Linked DNA regions of Homo sapiens: region 1 is linked to region 2. Evidence: chromatin loops called from intact Hi-C (ENCODE). Cell type or tissue: Calu3. All regions are shown on one strand. Links, peaks and the distances in the headings refer to the core of each region. The heading gives the core; the rest is flanking DNA.

The links. A loop is a pair of places that touch in the nucleus more often than their neighbours do. Peaks named below come from ENCODE experiments on the same cell type or tissue, not always from the same donor. Only the 100,000 strongest peaks of a DNase experiment are listed, where the experiment ranks them.
Region 1: a loop joins it to region 2, with 3 times the contacts of the local background. A loop is called at or near these places in 2 of 110 quality-filtered maps.

What each region holds. Positions count from the first base shown.
Region 1 is chr3:175,139,529-175,150,818 of GRCh38, forward strand. All of the region lies in intron 2 of NAALADL2 (N-acetylated alpha-linked acidic dipeptidase like 2), which reads left to right. Among named protein-coding and RNA genes, the nearest start is that of NAALADL2-AS3, 30 kb to the left of the region's middle. In Calu3, for the core only: a CTCF peak has its summit at 6,936 (motif pointing left); no DNase peak of the experiment used is centred there.
Region 2 is chr3:174,968,253-174,979,542 of GRCh38, forward strand. All of the region lies in intron 1 of NAALADL2 (N-acetylated alpha-linked acidic dipeptidase like 2), which reads left to right. Among named protein-coding and RNA genes, the nearest start is that of NAALADL2, 110 kb to the left of the region's middle. In Calu3, for the core only: no CTCF peak of the experiment used is centred there; a DNase peak (open chromatin) is centred at 5,429.

The DNA of each region.
Region 1 (11,290 bases), core at 1,954-9,953, 170 kb after region 2:
CATTATTCTGAAATGCTACGTAGATGATTCATATATCTTCCCTTAGTATCACCTTCTTATATTTTATTATCCATATTCAGAGAATTTTTTTCAATTTCTAACCTAGCTCATTCTTTCTATAATTTAAATTCATTATTCTAACCCTATCTTCAGTTGAAACAAAGAGTAGGTGATTATCATCAAATTATATTTCTTCTTATATTTGAAGATTGCATTAGTTTTCAACTTTTATTTCTCTACAGTAAAAAGCATTTCTTAAAAAAATTATGCATTGCAAATTAGTTTCATGCTCTTTGTAGCTGGGTCAAAAGCAAAACACGCAACTCTAACAAAGGGGTACCAACTGATAAAAATTTTGACAACTTATCATTCAGTCAACTAATATTTATATAGCGCTAATTGGGTGGTAAGGCAGTAGGGTAATGGACAAAAAAGGATTGAATTAAATGACATGAGTAGATTGGACAGGAGCCTGTCTCTGAGGGGCTTATAGTCTATAGAGGAGATAATACGGATAAACAAAGGGATTTAAATTCAGTCAGGCAAACCTGGCTTTGAATCTTAGCTCTGTCTGTCATCTGTATTAGGACTTTAGGCACTTGACTAAAGCCCTCCGTGCCTAGTTTCTGAGGGATAATTGTGGCCATCTGGTAGGATAGTTGTGAAGATTAAATTAAATGCTGCATTCCATGTACCTAAATCAGTTCTGGACCTCAGTAATAGGTGTAAGTTATAATGGTAACCATCCATTTAAATAAACACTGAGTACCCATTAGATGTCAGGTATTCAGGTGGGACTAGAAAATGTACTATATGCATGAGATCATGTCCCTGTCCTCAGAGAGCTTATAGTCTTCTGGGAATGAGAATTATGCAACACACCATAGTGTGCTAAGTACATGATAAAGGCAAGACAGTGTGCAATAGATGCACATAAAAGGGACACATAACACCACCTTGAAGGGTCAAGGTTAGTTATCTCAATGGACTGAGATCCAAAAAACAATAATTTGGGATTAACTAAGCAAAGAAGGCAGGTAAAGAGTGTTCAGCACAGAGTGAAAAATACATACCATGGGGGGAGGTGCAAGAGCAAATGATTGCTGTGAACGAAAACATTACGTTTGGCTGGAGCATGAGTTTAATAAAGGGAGTGACATAACGGAGAATGTTGAGATAGACAGGGTCCTCGCTACAAAAGGGAATGCCAGCCATGTAAAGAGGTTTGGACTTCATGGAAAAGTCAATGGACAGTTATTGAAGTGTTTTTGCAGAAGGAAACAGAGGGAAGATGTTGAGTAAATATGTATATAGGTGTGGTGACACAAGTTGAGCATGATCCTGTCTCATATCTTACCCTTTTGCTTGGCAGTAAATCACTTAAGATGGGGCAGAAAGGGGGCAAGGAATTATGGGGCAGGTAGATTTCCACAGAGTGGATAATTTTAAAAAATAAATTCAGTGGGGTTTTAATTGACTATGGGATTGTAGAAGGATTTCAAAATATCATGGAGGATAAAGGAGTCCGTAAACATGTAATATGGTAGATATGGATGTACACCAGATTTCTTTTCAAGGAGGGAATCACTACAAAGCTATGGAGAGTGTGTTCAGCACATGGCTTCCTGTTGTTAGCTCAGTCAAAGTCTGCTTTAGGTACAGAAAGTCACTTCCCTAATAACTATCTTTCTTCTCCTTGCTTCTGGAGAACCCATGCTACAAAATGTGTTATCAACCTGAGAATGTTCATAGCTCCTTTTTTTTTCAGCAGTTCCCAACAGGTCAAGTTTAGATGCCAGTTATGGGGACCACTGTTGCAGTCTAGGGTGGAGGTCTGTCAGCCAGGTGAAGTAGAAATACAAACTGAAGCAAGAGATAAATTCAAGTCATGAATATGTAGTCTACATGGTCATAGAGAAGGTGAAGACAGGAGTTTTCAAATAGAGAGAGTAGAGGGTCAAATGATTCCATGAACTATAAGTAAAGGCATCAGTAGCAAAGCTTGACTGGGATATCCAATATGAACTTTGCTAAAAAGTTGTAAATATATATTACAATGTAGAAATCTACATATTTCATAAGAAAGTACAGCAAAGCTGCCATAGTGTTTAGAGGATATCAGTTTAGATTGGGTAGAAGGCATACTTATACAGATTGATCTGAGACTACAATGTTGAGGGTATTTATTCTAGTTTCTTTCTTCTCTGGATTCTCAGAGCCTTACCAAACAAACTAATTTTGAGCTAAATGTTTAATGGCTTAATGTGTTCTGCTTTCAGATAATGTTTATTATGTAACAGGGGACTTCACCTTTTTATTCAAATGATCAAGGTATTTTAAGCGCTGGCAGAGTGGATGAAGATGTAATTTGGAAGGCCAGCAGAATCTTCAGCATCTCTCACAGAACATTTATATGTCACAGTTTTCTCTGAAGACGTAAAAGTATAGCATCAATGAAAAACACCATAGGTGTTTGCATTCTTGTCTTCAGGATTAGTTTAGGAGTTCCAGAAGTCTTATTCTTTCTTAAACTACCCTCGACCTCATGCCCAGCACAATCGATGACACATTTTAAGCTCTCAGTACATGTTTGAAAAATAATATTTTGTAGCTGTGGCAATGTATTTAGTTTAGTACGATTCTTGTCCTCATTGAATAAATTTAACCATTTTTCATTTGTGCATCTAAGTCTGAGAACTTTTCTAAAGTGAATTAAACAAGATTAACAAATGCCATTGTTAAATTTAAGATGCTTTAGATTAATTTCGTTTATAATTATGTGGAACCTTTGAAACAATTATGTTTTATTTTCAAATGTGCTTTTGCTCATCTATAGACGTACTCCCCTGACTTTAAACATTTACTGAGATCTTACTATGTATGTTACTATATATATTATCTTAATCCTCTCAACAACCTTATGAAGTAGTAACATTATCTTAATTTTACAAATGAGAAAACGTAGTTACAAGTCTGTGAAGTAATTTGCTTGAAGCTCCTAAAGAGCAGGACTCAGATTTAAACCCATGAATCTGCATCTACAGCCCATCCTATTCCCAACCGTCCTCTATTACTGCACTTTTTTTTTTAAAACATAGTTTACATGATTTCTCCTAGATTTATTGAACTGCATCCTATGTCAGGTAACATTTGCAGTTCTGTCTCATTCAGTATTTTGTAGAGACAAATTGGTTCTATGCCTGAGTCTTCATTTCATTCTATAAGGATGATAAATCTTCCATTAATATTTGATTCTTACATGATTTTGGCTATTTGAAATGTATTTTAACTTGTCAAACTCTATTTGAAGAGGGATATGAATACCTGTCATTAGTATATCTTTTCATTTATGCTGTAGGATATTTTTGTACTTTCTGTCACATCGTAGCTTTTAAAATAATGCATGATCATGTAGATATTGAAAAGTGTTTGTTTTAAAATATATATTTAAATTGGATAATTTTATTCTTCCTTCTAGGGGAAATAATATTGGCCTTGGAGCATGTGGTATTTGACTGCAAAATTCTGATGCTTGACATCACCACAATATATTATTTGACTTTGGGCAAGGTACTTGCTTCAACCTCTTCATTCACAAATCGTAATACTTGCCATGAAGGTTTACGACAAGAACTGAATAATTATGCACATGTTCATACACACACTCACACACTCATATGCATAGTATCTAATAGTGTCCATCTTGCAGTTCGTTCGCAATATATTTCCCCACGTTTTAGTGCACCTAAATATTCAGCTTTGTTAATTCATGCAAAGATAAATTGCAGTGATATATGCTAGGCAAAGTAATGACTATTCCCTTTGATTCTGAAAACCAATTCTGTCCTCTGAAAAATTTTAAATTGAGATGCTTTGTGTCACTTCTGAAAAGAGGCTAGTGCAAAACTGCTAACTCTCCTCTATACCAACTATCAGCAGTTGACAAAAACAGAACGACTTGTTTGGCATCTCAATATAATTTAAATATTGAAAGTGCCAGTAATCTAATTGTCAATGTTAGCCAAAAAAAAAAAAAAAAAAAGACAATGAAACTACCATCACATTTAAAAGTCACCTTTGTAGAGAAGCTAGCATAGAATAAGACAGGCACTTTTAAAATGGGTAAATACACTTTATGGAAAATAATTCATTGAATCCTAAAATCACTGTAAACAAAACATTGTCTGGCACATGGAAGGCACTCCGCAAAGATTTGGGGAATAAATGTATTCTCAAGTTTCTTTTTTCTTTAATGATGTGGAAGCTGCAGAAATGGTTACCTCCTTACGCAATGACATATCATCAGTAAATAATGGACCTAGGATTTGAATACAGTATATTTAACCTCAAAGCTAGTGTTCCCTCTACTTCACTATGCTGGCTTGCTGTATGCAATACATTATTGTAGAAACAATATTGATGTTTTTCTATCTTCATGAAAAATTGAATGAAAGGAAGTTATTTTAAATTTCCATTAGAAGAAATTGAGTAAAATCGTGAATGAGGACTTTTTAAAAGAACTTAAAATAATTTAAAAGAATAATAAAAATATTCTATGTTGGGGCTATTTTTTAAAGATTATTCTGTTTCATTTCCTCTTGAGTTACTAAAGATGGCTATAAAACACTGTCCTTGAATGATGTAAATCAAGAATCAGTCAGCATGCTGCAATATTATAAGTTAGAATTAATTCTAAATTCCGGCTTCATGGAATTTTAAAGTGTGCAGAGTTAAAATGGAGAAATACAAAAAGCCATTGGGCACGTTTCGGTTAATTACTTCATTCTCATAATTTAAATATATCAGCTTTAGAAAGTCTCCATTTTAAGATTGATTGGAAAACAGGAATTGATTATTGTAGAAAAAGCCCATTCATCAGTGGTTATTCTGAAAAATATATGAGTTAAGTTGAGTTTTGTGTTTATTTTTTCTTCTGATTACAAAAGTAATACAGTCTAAAGTGTAAAACACTTTATATTGAGAAAATATACAGAAAGAGTGAAACTTTCTTATGATTGCGCAATCCAGAGATGGCCACTTTTAGCACCTTTGAATATTTCCTATGTTTATTCTCACTGAATTTATCCCCCACATGCAGGATCATGCTATATACAGAATTTTGTGTGTTACTTATCTCCGTCACTTTTTTCCTTCATATTTTTGGGCAGCCCTTCAGGTTTATTCTCTAAATCCCTGATTTTATTTTCCTCCTGTGCCAGTTCTTGTGTTTAATGCCTCCAATGTTGATTTTGATTTTGCCATTGTGTTTTCAGATTTCTTTTAATTTTTACTCATTTAGACAACCATTGTTTGAATCTCAGCCTGTTGCTTCTTCATCTCATACAAGATTACGGCATTTCAAAGAGACTTTGGAATCCTGTATGTTTTCAATACAAGTTTCAAAATTCTCCTTTACTTCCTGGTAACAAGTCTTTTTTCTTTTTTTAATCAAAAACATTCCATTTCTTTATTCACCACCATGTTCCTCTTTCCTTGATTTGATGTATTGCTTTTTCACACTTACAAATTTTAAATATTTAATTTCATCCCTGGATAGAGAAGGATTTGGGAGGGGCTGTCCTAGCTCTTGCTAATAGGCAGGGTAATTTTCCTTAGTCCCCTTATTCTTCATTTAGGTGGTGACAAAATTTCCCTAGTGAATACCGTGTTTTGATGACTCACATGGATCAATGTTCAGTCACCTCCTCTAGATCTTTTATCTGCAGTGCCCATTGGCTTGGTATCACTTCCTTTAGCTCTCTGAATTTTTAATTTTGTAAGTTGCTCTTCTTCTTCCAATTAGATTTAGACAAATTTCTATTTCCCAGTGACCTACATGGCAGTAGCACTCAATAAACCTAAACCCACAAACATATATCTGTGTTAAGGACGTTGAACAGATTGCCTTCAGAATTAACAGAATTGGTTTTCTATATTTCTATTGGCTTGACGAGCAATGGATGAAACTTATCGGAAAGAAAATGTATTTTTTTTCTTCTTTCATTTGACCTTTCTTAAGCCTAGATTTATGAATTTGGGCTTAAAGATAAAGCTGTTTAGAAGTAGTGCTGAACCAGGGACTTACTTTGTTCTTGGCTGATTTGCTGATTGCCTAAGCATTCAATTTTGTATTACTGTCTTGATACTTCTGTGTATTTTTTTTTACCTGAATTATTGCTATTGCAAAACTAAATGCTTTCTACTAATTTTACACAAAATTATTACTTTGGCAATAAGGATTTACTGTTCCTTATAATAATTGAACTATTTAAAGTTTTTAATAAAAGATATTCTAAAACAAGTCTTCCTACCACTTCAAATAATTCAGAAGTTGTTTGAAATGTACTCTTTTGACAAATATTAATAAACCTCTTCTTTATCATTTCAGACATATAGCTAGAATCAAGTACTGACTGACTCCTGTGGATGTGGAAATTGTTTTCCATGTTTTTGTAGCACACAAATTAGATTAATGTAATTCTCAGTTTCCACCTTTGTCAGAATTCTCACTGTAGAAAATGTGACACATACTGTATTTGGTAATAAGTAAGATTCGTGATTCTTACAGAATAGTAAAAAATCTCATCAGCTGAAGTCTCCCTATTGGCCTATTATTGTAAATTTTCTTGAATTTTAAATTTGGCTCATGTGTGTCTGTTGACTCTTACATAACCTTCTTCATACAAAATAAATTCAATTCCATCAAAATTTATTTTAGGTAACTACTAGATCACAAAGTGAGTCTCTGGTCTACCCAGAAAAAAGAGAAGGACTGTGGAAAACAATGGAAAATGATTTGAAATAAGCATCAAATATGTACAGTGCTCCCATTTGCACAGCTTTTATAGAAAAATGAGTAAATATCAGTATTGTGCTTATTTGAGTTTTACAGCCTGAGTTTTCCCCTGTCTGCCCTCTGGTGGGACTACTAATAACTAACTGGCAAGCTAAAATAATTATTGTAGAGAATGCATTAAAAAATTGTAGATAAATCAGAGATGAAATGAAATTCATAGAATATTACTTTTGCTTCACAAAGTAGGGCATATAGCATATTACTAACAGTGTGCTGGACGAACTAGATTGTGAAAAATGAATGGCTTCAATCACATGAACTAAGAAGAAAAATAATGAAAGAGGCTGAAAGTTACTATTTTACTTCGTGATGCGTATATGTTTTCCCTTGTAATTACTTGACAAAATAGTGATAGGAAAACCAATTACTTGACTATTTTGCCTTCCATGTGTGAAATTGTTGGCTTAACTTTTCTCTTTTTGAAAAAGGGAAGGTAGCTTTTTTTTTAACTAAATTTAATTAAATTACAATTTACTAACGTCATTCAGGTACATAATCTTCTCCCAAGATCTGAAGTGGATCAGTTATTTTAATGAAAAAAAATGCATATGATGTAAATGGCTAAATTTTAATATAGTCCCCAAATTATTTGCATTTGTGCAAATCTTTCTGGGTAAAAGCACTGATTTTTGTCTTTTTTTAGGAAAACTCAACTAAGATCTTTTGAAGTAATTCTGTAGTTAAGAAAAGCAAACATGATTTTTAAAAAATAATTTCAAATTCATTTTAGATTCAAGGGATACACATGCAGGTTTGTTACATAGATATATTGCATGATGCTGAAATTTGGAGTACCTGTCACCCAGGTAGTGTGTAGAGTACCCAATAGGTAGTTTTCAAATCTTGCCATCCTCCTTTGCTCCCCGTTCTAGCACTCCCCAGTGTCTATTGTTGCCATCTTTGCATCCATCCATACCCAATATTTAGCTCTCACTTATAAGTGAGAACATGCCGTATTTGGTTTTCTGTTCCTGGATTAATTCACTTATGATAATGGCCTCCAGCTGCATCCAGGTTGCTACACAGAACATGGTTTTGTTCTTTTTTGTGGCTGTGTAGTATTCCATGACATATTATGTACCACATTTTCTTCATCCAGTCTACCACGGATGGGCACCTAGGTTGATGATATGTTTTTGCTATTGTGAATAGTGCTGCAATGAACATGTGAGTGCATATGTCTTTTTGGTAGAACAGTTTATTTTTGGGGGGGGTATATACTCAATAATGGGATTACTCGGTTGAATGATAGTTCTGTTTTATGTTCTTTGAGAAATCTTCAAACTGCTTTCCACAGTGGCTAAACTAATTTATATTACCACCAACAGCGTGTAAACATTCCCTTTTCTCTGCAGCCTCGTCAGCATCTGTTGTTTCTTGACTTTTTAATAATACCCATTTTCGGCCAGGCGTGTTGGCTCACGCCTGTAATCCCAGCACTTTGGGAAGTCAAGGCAGGTGGAAAGCCTGAGGTCAGGAGTTCGAGACAAGCCTGACCAACATGGTGAAACCTCGTCTCTTCTAAAAATACAAAAATTAGCCAGGCATAGTGATGGACGCCTGTAATCCCAGCTATATGGGAGGCTGAGACAATAGAATCGCTTGAACCCAGGAGGCAGAAGTTGCAGTGAGCCGAGACTGGGCCATTGCACTCCAGCCTGGGCAACAAGAGCAAAACTCTGTCTCAAAATAATAATAATGATAATGATAATAATAATAATAATAATAATAATAATAATAAAATAATAATAATAGCCATTCTGACTGGTATGAAATGCTATCTCATTGTGGTTTTGATTTGCGTTTCTCTGGTGATTAGTAATTTGACTTTTTAAACATTTTTGTTGTCTGCTTGTATGTCTTATTTTGAGAAGTGTCTGCTCATTTTTTGCCTACTTTTTAATGGGGTTATTGGTTTTTTGCTGTTGAAAGTTCTTTATAGACTCTGGATATTAGATCTTTGTGGGATACTTAATTTGTGACTATTTTCTTCAATTAGGTAGGTTGTCTGTTGATTTTGTTGATAGTTTCTTTTGCTGTGCAAAAGCTCTTTAGTTTAATTAGGTCAATTTTCTCAATTTTTGTTTTTGATGCAGTTACTTTGGAGGACTTGGTCATAAATTTTTTCCCAACGCCCAAGTCCACAGTGGTGTTTCCTGGGTTTTCTGCTAGGATTCTTATAGTTTGGGGTTTTACATTTAATCTCTAATTCATCTTAGTTAGTTAGTTTTTGGCTATGATGAAAGGTAGGGGTCCACTTTCATTCTTCTGCATATGGCTAGACAGCTATCTCAGCACCATTTATTAAATCGGGAGTCCTTTCCCCATTGCTTATTTTATTGACTCTGTCAAAGATCAGATGACCATAAGTGTACAGTTTTATTTATGGGTTCTGTATTTGGTTCCATTGGTCTATGTGTCTCTTTTTGTACCAGTACCATTCTGTTTTGTTTGCTGTAACCTTAGAGAATAGTTTGAAGTCAGGTAACGTGATACATCTGGCTTTTAGTTTGTTTGTTTTTACTTAGGATTGCTTTGACTATTCAGGCTCTTTTTTGGTTCCATATGAATGTTAGAAAATGTTTTTCTAATTCTGTGAAAAATAATATTTCTAGTTTCATAGGAATAACATTGAATCTATAGATTGCTTTGGGCAGTATGAGCATTTTAATGATATTGATTTTTCCTATGCATGAGCCCACAGTGTTTTTCCTTTTTTGTGTGTGTCATCTGTGATTTCTTTCAGCAGTGTTTTGTAGTTCTCATTGCAGACATATTTCACCTCCTTGGTTAGATAGTTTTATTTTATCATTGTGCCTATTATAAATTGGATAAACAAACCTGTTTTAAAATGTTCAGTTAAGCATAGATATTTTACATTTAAATTGTCAAAATATGTTTGTGATTGTCAACTTTTAATTTACTAAAATAAGAAAAATGAAACTATGATCAATTCATTATTTCATAAACTGAGGCCTATTTTAACATCAAAAAGGAAAGACAGTCTCAAATTTTAGGAATTGCACCTAATCGTATTAAACAGTTTATTAAAACTCACATCTCCTAATCAAGATGTTGATGTGAAGACATCAAATACCACATTGTGTAACTAACCTACCACAGTCTAGCTAAAACATTAGCTATGTCTTTTTCTAAGAAATAATATTTTCTTCTTATTTATACAAAACCCTTTGGTTAGTTGCCATGACAGCAGGATGTCATATATTTGAGGATAATTCATGACACACTTTTGGTTTATAATTATTTTCCTACTTTTAGTAGTGATATTAAATTTTAGAGTTTTTGTTCCTTCCACTTAAAACATAGTTATAAAAATGTCTATCAGTAGCACCAAAGTGGTGGCTTGAACCTGAACAGATTCAATTCATCATTAGAGAAAACCATTTCCTCTTTACAGAACCGGATTAGTGCGGTATGGTATTTAAAATCTTGGACTCTAGAAAGCCACCTGCTTCTGCTGAGGTATTCAGACAAAGACTCTTGGAAGCGGGCCAGGTTTGTGCAATGCTCAAACCCATTGCTTACGTGTTTGACAGTAACATCTGGTAGCAACAGGTGCTGAATTCTAGAGAGCCATAATTATTTTGAGAGAAGGAGAAGTTGTCTTACACAGTTATTATCATGCTACTACCTCAGGTATTAGAAAGAGGCAATCATTTTATACTTCCCTGGCAGCATATGTTTTCTCAATTTTGCAGATGAAATTTCTAGATCATATACATCGTGAGATTAAGAATCTTTCTATGTTTTATAACAATAGGTTTCAAAAGAGCATCAAGAATCAGATGCAAATGTTTTGTTGCCTCAGTTTTTCTGTTTAAAAGCCATTGAGGTAGGTGCCAAAAAATTCATGGCTAGCCTATTACAAATAAAATTTGATAGCAGTACCTCTCTTGGTTTCACACTCTATCCTGGAGCCAGTCATAAATAAGACTGTCAGATTTTGTACCATTAAATTTTTTTTCTTAGCTTTGTTTATCTCAGCTGTTAAGAATTCCCCTTTTCCATTTTTTTCTGTCTCAGACAGATTATTATTAAAAAAGATATGACAGGTGCCAGTGCATCTATATGTTGTTTGTCTTTTGGAGCAATATCTTATATGGTGAGTGCACCCACAAAAATAGTTGTTTGATCACGTTTACCTCCAGAAACCAGAAACTGACATTTATACCTTGGTAGCATAGCCAGTTCGAATAGCCTGCCTTAATTTGCATTCATTTGTCATAACTAATGGGAACAAGTAATGGTCATTTTTAAGGGATATAAAGATTATCAGGGTAGGCATTTTCAGGTACAAATTTTACCTCCCTTCTGCTGCTCACTCTGAAATTCTGAATACAAAGCTACCATTCATTGATTTATACATTCTTTGTTTCATCAAACATTAATGATAGCCTACAATATAAAAGGTAT
Region 2 (11,290 bases), core at 1,655-9,654:
GAAACAACTAACTTTTATTAAGCATTACTATTTGTCAGAAGCCCTCCCATGAACTTGGCTTTCTGTATCTCATTTTCTGCCAACGCTGTGTGACCTAGAGACTGTTATATCCTCAGTTTACAGATGAGGAAGCCAAGGCTCAAATACAACAAAATAAGGAAATACAACAAAATAAGGAAACACAACTAGTAAGTAGCTGGAAAGTGACTCGATACAGGTTTGAATGACTCCACAGCCTGTTTTTCTAACTATTTTTTTTTTCTATCACCCAGGCTGCAGTGTAGTGACATGATCTCAGCTCACTGCAACCTCTGCCTCCCAGGTTTAAGCAATTCTCCTGCCTCAGCCTCCCGAGTAGCTGGGATTACAGGTGCACGCCACCACGCCCAGCTAATTTTTGTATTTTTATTAGAGACGGGGTTTCACCAAGTTGACCAGGCTTGTCTTGAACTCCTGACCTCGTGATCCGCCGCCTCGGCCTCCCAAAGTGCTGAGACTACAGATGTGAGCCACTGCGCCCAGCCCTAACTAGTTTTAAAAGTCCTTTAGGTCTATATTGAAAGCATTTTCATAACATGCTCCCAAAGTTTTCATTTGTGAATTTTCTCAAAGAAAGAGACCTTTGGGCCACTGGTTTTTAAATAAGGAAAGAAAATTACTATTCTTTGAGGGCCTGCTAATGTGCCCAGCAATTCATCCGTATCATCTAAAATAATCCTCACAGTCCTCCTACATGATACATATCATCTCCACTTTTATGCCACATAAAATAGGGAGATTAAATAATTTCCCGAAGGTTATATGACCTGGAACTGGTATGGCTCTGACTGTAACACAGGTCTATGGGGCCCTAAGCCTCAAATTCTTTTTATTATGCTACTTTGGCTTTTTCTTTGAATTTATATCCAGTGGTGAACTTCATTTTATTTCCCAGAGACCTAGTTCTCCCATCCAGGAGAAACTGCTAGCAGGTATTCCATCCTTCATGTTATCTTAAATGTCATTGTCTCAGGTAAGTCTTTTCTGATCTCCTAGATTAGCGTACTTTCCTGTTATACAGATCCAAGGGACCTCTTTTTTCCCTTCTGTAACACTCCTCTTACTTTTAATATTTTCTATTTTTATCTCCTCAACTAAGTGCGAATTCCCATAAAGATGAGGATATTTTGTAATCTGCACCATTAAAATTTCAGCCCTAGTACAGAGGCTGATAAAGAGCAATCTCTCAATAAATAATTTTGTGAATTAATTCATGAACTTTTAGGCTATGGACAAGCCTGGGGAAATGACATTTGTATATTTAAATTTATTGTAACTAAAATCCCATAATACAGTAAGAAAATTTTGATAATAAGAGCAGAATAAATACAGCTTTGAGATAGGACAACACCTTCAGGATACGGAGGCCATGATAATGTAAAATTCTCCCTGCTTCATTAAAAGTCTGTGATGGAGCCCATTGAAATCTTACCCTTGATGGCTTTTTCCTCATTGTGCTCTCAAAGTGGAGTCTTAGGCCACTGCACTCTAGGAGTCTAGCATTGATTACAGGTTTGTTTCCATGGACACCAATCAGTAGCAGAAGACAGAAAATAAAGAAGACCTAAACATAAAGCATTGATATCATATTATACTCTTCATAAAATAGAATCAAGGAAAAGTACATAATTGAAATCAAGGTAAGAAAAATATGTCATGTGTCTTGGATCAAAACAGCAAGTCAGATGTTGAGCTGATTAAAATCAACTTGAGTTCTTTTGTCATTTCTTTCTCTTCAAGCTTTTTGGAAAGTTCTAATATTTAAATAAATAGGTGAGATTTATGTCTCTTAATGGTTAATTCTAGTGACCATATAGATGAATAATTTTTTTTGGAGGAGATAACCCTTAAAGGATGACTTAGAACCAGGTAGATAAAAAATGAGATTGATTGTATTATTCAGTTTCATACAGGAACATTAACACAGCATAAAGCCAATCCCAAGACTACATTTCAATGCACTTGGAAATAATTATTTCAAATAAATACATACATGTGAAAATAAAATCTATGTAAATCTATGTAAATGGATGGTTATAGTGAATTAGTATGTAACATTACTGAGTAGATTGCTCAGGGTTTCATTAAATAAAAACAGACTAAAGACCTGGATTAGCAAGAAAAAGCTCTTTTGCTCTATTTCAGTTGCTTTAGGTTGTTAATCTGGTCCAAGATGATCAACTTCTCATTAATTATAATAATTAGAAGTAGATTTACTGAGCATTAGTGTAATTTTCAATCATGCTAATAGTTGTGCTATCCTCTATTCATTAATATAAATGAGGTAAATTAGAACCATGACATTATAAAGAAGAGACAGAAGCTGTGGGAAGTTCAGTGGATCCTCCCTAAACCCCATTAATTTAATTGTAATATGTTGTTCTTCAATACATCTTTCACTCTATTTTCCGTTGCTAATGGTTCTTCAGATTGGTTAATGAGCATACTAGGCTCTTAATTTAAGTGACTGCTATGATATGGTCTAAATCATACATATTTATATGGTCTCATTAACCCTTTCTCACATGTTCAATCAATAAGCATTTATGGAGTAGTCACTCAGGCAATTTGAAATTATACATATCAGCACAACACATAAGAAAGGAGTGGCATTGTATTAGTCTGTATTCATGCAGCAGATGAGGCATACCTGAGACTGGAAAGAAAAAGAGGTTTAATTGGACTTACAGGTCCACATGGCTGGGGAGGGCTTAGAATCGTGGTGGGAGGTGAAAGGCATTTCTTACATGGTGGTGGCAAGAGAAAAATGAGGAAGAAGGAAAAGCAGCAAGCCCGATAAACCCATCAGATCTCGTGAGACTTAATCACTATCACGAGAATAGCAGGGGGAAAGACTGGCCCCCATAATTCAATTACCTCCTCCTGGGTTCCTCCCAAAACGTGGGAATTCTGGGAGATACAATCCAAGTTGAGATTTGGATGGGGAGACAGCCAAACCATATTGGGCATCTCCTGTTTTCCAAGAGATCACAGTCCAGAAGATATTGTGGATTGGATTGATATTGTTAAAAGTATGAAAGCAATTTCAAAGTAAAAATTTCTTTCTTCGTGGTGTCCTTAAGCATTTGCTTTCTATCTTAAAGATGCCAAAATAAGTTCCCTTCTTCACCTTTTATATTTGTTTAGACATTCCCAGAAAGGCCTTTCCTGAAAACACTACCTAAATTAGGTACCCCTTTTATGGTCTTTACAGATTTCCTTCAGTCTCAACTTCCTGTCCTTCTGGTATTGGGCAGAAATCTTTCTCAAATTAAATTTTATGTCTTGCTTTTAAGAAACTGCACAAAGAGCAGGGGCTTCTTGTACCTTCCCTTTTTTAGGTGCCTTCAACTCAAACAGTCAGTATGCTAGACTGTGTGTGTGTGTGTGTGTGTGTGTGTGTGTGTGTGTTTAGTTTGTTTTTGAGACGGAGTCTCGCTCTTTTACCCAGGCTAGAGTGCAGTGGTGGGATGTCGGCTTACTGCAACCTCTGCCTCCTGGTTTCAAGCAATTCTCCTGTCTCAGCTTCCCGGGTAGCTGCAATTACAGGCACATGCCACGACGCCCAGCTAATTTTTGTATTTTTAGTAGAGATGGATTTTCACCATATTGGTCAGGCTGGTCTTGAACTCCTGACCTCAGGTGATCCACCTGCCTCGGCCTCCCAAAGTGCTGGGATTACAGGCATGAGCCACCGCGTCCAGCCGTGTTTTCTTTCACCTACATAACATACTAAATTTGAGTGGTGTCAGCCTCTTTATCCTGCCCATGAACACCCTACCTCATTGGTCACAGTCACCGCCCCTCCATATTTTCTTACTCACAGAAACTTTTCATTGATTGAACTGTCTAGCCCCATAGGCCTTAAGTTTGTGATGCCTAATCTAGAGACCAGTTCAGTATTATAAGTTAATCAGTTTTATGAGGGAAATAGAATCTAAGGTTCAAGATTTATTGTCTTTCAGTTTGTTAAACCTACCATTATTTTTTCTTGTGCTAAAGAATGTATTAGTTTGCTAATGCTGCCATAACAAAAACCATTGACTGGGTGGCTTAAGCAACATAAATTTGTTTTCTCACAGTTCTGAAGGCTAAAAGTCCAAAATCTAAGTATCAGTAGGTTTTGTTTCTCCTGAGTCCCTTCCTCGGCTTACAGATGACCACCTTCTCTCTGCGCTCTCTAGTCTTTTCTCTACACCTGCATCCTTGATATCTCTTTCTTTTATTATAGAGACATTAGTCAACTGTATTAGGGCTCACCCTTATGATCTTATTTATCCTTAATTACCTCTTTAAAAGCTGTATCCCCAAATACAATGCTATTTTAAAGTACTGAGTGTTAGGACTGCAACATGTAAATTTCGATGGGGACCTAGTTCAATCTATAACAAAGGGTTTTGGTTGAATAAATAATCCCACTTAGGCCTGGGGCAGTGTCTCACACCTGTTATCCCAACACTTTGGGAGGCCGAGGTGGGCGGGTCACCTGAGGTCAGGAGTTCGAGACCAGACTCAACATGGAGAAACCCTGTCTCTACTAAAAAAAAATACAAAATTAGCCAGGCGTGGTGATGCATGCCCATAATCCCAGCTAGTCGGGAGGCTGAGGGAGGAGAGTTGCTTGAACCTGGGAGGCGGAGGTTGTGGTGAGCTGAGATCGTGCCATTGCACTCCAGCTTGGGCAACAAGAGTGAAACTCTGTCTCAAAAAAAAAAAAAAAAAATCCCACTTAATTTAAACTGGTTGTGACTGCTCCTTTGCTAGAAGGCATATAGCACTGTTTTTAACCTCCATTATGGCACTGTTTTGTAGTTTGGTAATTTACACACTGGCTTTATCTTCATTATAAAGGTATAAGTATCTTTAGGGCAAAAATTATAGCTCAGTGTCCTTTATGGCATACGTTTTTAAAGAAGTAATTATTTGATAACACAAAACCAAAACATTTTCAATTTTAAAACACTCACTGGTTCATTCTGCTTGTATTTCAACATGAAAGAAGAATGAGTGAAACAATTATTTTTGTTTTAGAAGAAAGAATTTTGGTTAAATTAAGATGTTGCGATAAACACTATATGGTTTAGTCAGTCTTATTAAAATTGAGGTTAATCTCAGATTCCAATGAGTTGCATGTGTTTATATCCATTTTATTTTTATGTGGTTATTTTATATAAGATAATATTATAGCTCTAATTGATATTTGTTATTAAGATATCTAGATGTTGAAAGTTTATTTCATTGTATTTATAGGAACAAATGTTATTAAGTTAACACAAAGTCATGCCTTGTTTAACAACAGAGATATTTTCCGAGAAATGCATTGTTAGGCAGTTCCGTCATTGTGCAAACATCATAGAGTGTACTTTCCGAAACCTAGATGGCATAGCCTACTACATACCTAAGGTATGCGGTATAGCCTGTTCCTCCTGTGGTACAGACCTGTACAGCATGTTATGGCACTGAATACTGTAGACAATTTTAATATAATGGTAACTATTTATGTATCTAGACATAGAAAAGTTACAGTAAAAATAGGATATTACAATTTTATGGGACCGCCATCAAATATGTGGTCCATTGAAACATCATCATGTGGCATATGATTGTATATCTCTTTTGCCAAGTTGAAAAACTTGTTTCAGGTTTAATTTTGCACTGCACAAACCAAAATAGAAATGATATAACCTGTATCTATGTAAATTGGACCACCCAGTGGATTTTTCTACAGTGACACATTAAAAATAGTATTGAAACTTTGTAAGTATTAACATACATTTGATTTTTGTCACTGATCCAACTTTGCTGAAGCATTGCTTTAAGAGCATAGCAATAACTATTGAATTTCATGTCAATCAAGTGTATACATTTTCATTACTGGTATTTTGCAGGGTTATTTATAAAATAACTTTCCCACAGCTGAAGGTGTCAGTGTTTTAAAACTGTCCGGTTAAACTCGCAGCACTTGAAGGATAAACACCCTTTAGTGGTGTGCTGTAAGGAAAACTCTATGACTTTTAGAGTGAGACTTATACAATTTTCTTTTAATTGTTTTAATTTGCTCATTTGTCCAATAAATTTTTTGAAATTTATCAAGGCATCCCAGGTACAAGCAATGCTTCTTATTTGCTGTGGAACTTAGGTAAGTCACCGAACATTTAATGGGCCTTGGTTTTACCTATTAAGTAGACATGTTAATACTTTTCATGTCAACTAAGGATATTAAATGAGATAGTGTTGTGAAAGCTCTTAAAACAGGGACAGGCACATAGTAGGAATTCCACCAATGATTATTTTTCCTTCCATTCTGGCTCCTAGAATGTATGCTACTACATGGTGATTGTTTGGAATTTAAATTATAGTAACAGAAAAGTTGGAAGATGCTTGAAAATGGAGCTGATATAATCAGGAGATATAATTGTTCAATTGTATAACATTTATTTAATTTTACTCACAGGCTTTCCTCGGTCATTGCAGCTATTGATAGGGTGGGTGGTGGGAGACAGAGAGAAAGAGAAAGAGGGAGAGAGAGGCAAAATATTGGAAGTATATTGGCATTATTTTTCTTGTGATTTTTATGATGTGGTTATATGTCTAATCAGGTTTCAGGGATGATAGTTTTTTGCTTTTTTTAAAGACAATTCAATTTTCAAAAAAGACTATTTTTGAAATTTTGCTAATTTGGGGAATTACAGAAACTTTTCTTTACAGTCAATTTGTTTTTAATGAATTAATTGCCCTTTAAAGTAAAATTATTTGCCAGTTTCTTTCAGAGCTGATGCACTAGCATCAGGTTGCCATCTGTCTTTACTTAATATAGGAATTATGCCATAGTACAGAGCTAGGGAAACAGACTGTGCACCAGCATATTGGATCCTGTTCCCACTGTCTTCCCTGAGTGACTTAACAACTCTGTAAAGCTGACTTGACATCTTTCTGCTTCTGTCATTCCCTTGGCTATATTAGATTAATAATGATTCTTGACTATGATAGTAATTATGTTATTAGGAGAACTAATAACTTCCATTAAGTGTTCATTGGGAAGAAGTCCTAAAAGACATCCATAATAGCTACACTACTTCCAGTCATATTACAAATAAGACAGAATTGTCATGGCAGGCAGAATTCTAAAGTGGTTCCCAAGATTTCCATCTCCTGGTGTGCATACCTTGTATAGGTTGATGCAAAAATAATTTTTTTCCATTATTTTTAATGACAAAAACCACAATTACTTTTGCACCAACCTAAAATAATAACCCCGCCGCCCCCCCACCTACCTTGAGTGTGGGCAGAACTTGTGAATTTGGTGGGATAGTTATGCCTTTTATTAAATTATTGTGTATAACAAATGGTGATGGGCTAGTTGCTGTGATTGTATTATATTACCTGGAAAGAGTCTTTCCTTCTGTCCTGGAAGAACACGTTCAACCATGTTATGAGTTGACTCTTGGAGCCATGTGGTAAGAAACTGTGGGTGACTACTTACTGAGAGCAATCACTGGCTGACAGCTAGCAAAACATTGAAGACCTCAGTCCTACAACCACAAGGAACTAAATTCTGCCAATAAGCTGAATGAGCTTAGAAGAGGACTCCTAAGTCCAAATGAGAAACTTAGTGTGTCTAACACCTTGATTTTAAATTTGTGAGCTTCTGAGGGATCAGGCTATACAAAGCTTAAACTTTTGACTCACTGAAACTGAGATAATAAGTGTTTGTTGTTTTATGCTGCTAAGTCTGTGGTAATGTGTTATGCAACAACAACAAAAAACCCAAATACAATTATGTACTATAAATGCAATAGACATAGGTAATTCCATATTTTCATACTTAATTTGATTCATTATTTTACAATTAATATACTATAAAATATGAAAAGAAGAACTTTTTTTTCTGTTTAGAAAGATTTGAAAGCAGTTTTGCAAAATGATTAGTTACATTTCCTTAAAACTATCTTATAGATTTTAATCATAATTTAATCAGGATGTTTAAATATTTTATGAAGTACTGGAAAAAATTGTCTATAGTCCTCATAGTATTGAACTTATATGCCATTTTTAAGCTATTTTAAGTACACATAAGTAAAACAAGTATTTGTTTTAGTAGAAGTCCAATTTGTTTAATGTGTCTTCTTGTATGTATTTATTATGTTTCTGGAAGAGAGCTATGAGGAAGTAGCATTTCCTATGTGTTTGCCTTGATTCAGTGACTGAAGTACCACTGGTTATAAAAGCAGCTTCTTAAGCTGAAAATTACCATACAGTTTAATTTAATAGAATATGATACTAATACAATCAAGCCTTGAAGTGTGTGCCAGTTATATTTGCTGCACTCTGCAGGATGCAAGTGCTTGGGTAGATACACCCAAACTCATTCTCTGCTTTAGAGAAACTACCATCAAATACATTCATCAAACAGCATGTCAGGAGAATAGTCCATAGTAAAGTATAGCAAAATATTGTTAGAGACCCACAGAAATTCATTATGTGATACTGAAACATTTTAATTTCTTTTCCAGTACCAATGATGACATAAATATAAGTAGATATTAAGATTTTCAGCTTCTCACTTCAATCAAATTCTAGGATGTGGCAAGGGTCCTTGAAGGGCCCATTACATATTGCTTCCGTATGTTTGGAGATTTCATCTAGTTCCCAGATGTGAAAATTACCAGAATCTTGGGGCAGCTAGCCAGAAAATGTCTGCATTAATAATTATATTCTGGAGATCAAGTAGGTATGTGTGAGATGGTGGGCAATTTTATAGACAACCCAGTGGATTCTAAGGCCAAATAGGATGTAAAAATATGACATTTTGGAGGACACTGTGCTAAATGAAATAAGCCAGGCCCAGAAAGGCAAGTACTACATGACCTCCCATGTCTGTGAAATCCAAAAATGTTGAACTCATAGAAGTAGAGTAGAATGGTGGTTTCCGGGGGCTGGAGGCAGGCATTAGAAAAATAGAGAGATGCTGGTTAGGCACCCCACACCACGCCCAGCTAATTTTTGTATTTTTAGTAGAGACAGGGTTGTGCCATGTTGGCCAGGCTGGTCTCAAACTCCTGACCTCAGGTGATCCACCCACCTCGGCCTCCCAAAGTACTGCGATTACAGGCATGAGCCACTGCGGCCGACCTAGATGTGTAACCTTTTTAAAGTGACTTCACCTTTTTCTGCTTCAAATTCTTCACTATAAATTAGTGTGGTTGAAAAGATTTGTAAAAATTTTGTACAAAATGCTTTTCCAAAGTAATTTCCAGTGCAGAGAATTTCAGCTTGATTTAAGGCTATTAGGTCTTCTTTTAAGATGATGTCTTTTAGTTAACTCCAATATATAATATAAAAGGCCTGTTACCTGCCCCAGCTTTCTTCCTTCCATACCAGGATGGAACCCCAGGGGATCTAAGGAAGGTAGTTGAAAAATAGTGGCCCTGGATAATCCAGTTTTACAAAGATAATACTTATCACCTATAAACAGGGATGACATTTAAAAATATTGAACCACAAATTGAGCATAAACACTGACTACACAGAATATGTGCCAGCTCTAAATATCCCAGAAAACTGTCCTGGGGACTGGGGCCAAAATTCAATGCTGCCTATAATCAAGGATTTCACTTTTGGAATATTATAATCTTTTTATAATATATGTTCAAAATGTTAGATTTCTAAAAATATTGAGGTTCAAAGAAAGTTTATTTAACAGTTATACAGTCTAAGTGTGTGCCAAACCCTGTTCTAAATGCTTTCTGTGCACCTCACAACCAGGAGGAAACAAGCGTAGAAAAATCTGAAGCACAGAGAGGTGAATAAACTCAGACAAGGACACACTGGCAGGTGGGGAGTCAAGATTCTAACCAGGAAGTTTGCTCTTAAGTCTGGGCTCTTAGCACTATGCCAACCTAGGCCTTACTATCAAGCGTGACAATGTGTTTAGAAAACATGGTGGAGTTGAAACATTTTAAGTTGATATTTTCTTTCTTTCTCTTCAGTGTACATATGATTTTAAGTTATTTAGTTGGTTTTAATGTCAGTTTTTAATTTATGTATTCATGGTTGAAAGGCTTGAAGAAAGGCCTAGAGGCTAGCTGGTGAATCTCAACAGAAGCATAATAATTTGTTCAGTCCTCACTCTTTTTTATAATATAATTTATTAAAAGAGATGTTTGCTGTTAGAGATTCACAGCTAACAGAATGCCTATCACAAGGTATGGAATGTCATTTCCTAATTGCCACTCTATAGATATACTTGGTACTTGGCAATGGACAGGAGAAATCTGTTAATTTTGATTAATCATGCCCTTTTAATACTTACTATATGTTTTCCGAATAATAACAAAATATTCATTATCGTGAAAAACTTTGGAAGGTGAATTTATTTTCCAAATGTGGCTGAGGTAAAACTCTGAACAATTATTAGTAGTACTTAAATGTGATTAAACATAAATTATAAATCGTCCTAGAATATTGTTAAAACATATTATATCAACTAATTCAAATTACATTTTAGAGTCCAAGAGAATTAAGAAGAGCCCAAGAAATGATATAGTAGTTTCCTTGGAGGCACTTGTGTTTAATGTATTTTATGTAGGCAAATATCTAATTTATTTTAAAAAGCAATATTAACCAGAAAATATCTGGTGATAAATAATTTCACAGGAAATAATTCACAAGGATGACTGGAATATTTTTTCTCTTTTTTAAATTTATTTTTGGGTGAAAGGAGCCAGGAAGGAGTGATTATTGTCTCTCAGAAAAGATGTTGCCTATTTAATCCATAAAAGAAAAGGAAAGCTTTAAGACAGTTTCTAAAATATTCTTCAGAATTTCTTAGTAAATTGGTTTTGGCTCTCTTAACCTTTTCTTGTAGTTCTTATTTTCTTCAGAGTTTTCATGCTCTCTTCTGGAGTCCTCTAAATTTTTCTTATTTGTTCAAATCTGTATATTCTTCAACTGATCACAGTATTGTAATAAAAGACTTACCAATATCTAGTATAATTTTCTTTCTTTCTTTTCTTTTTTTTTTTTTTTTTTTGAGACGGAGTCTCGCTCTGTTGCCCAGGCTGGAGTGCAGTGGCACAGTCTCGGCTCACTGCAAGCTCCGCCTCCTGGGTTCACGCCATTCTCCTGCCTCAGTCTCCCAAGTAGCTGGGACTACAGGCTCCTGCCACCACGCCCGGCTAATTTTTTGTATTTTTAGTAGAGATGGGGTTTCACCGTGTTAGCCAGGATGGTCTCCATCTGCTGGCCTCGT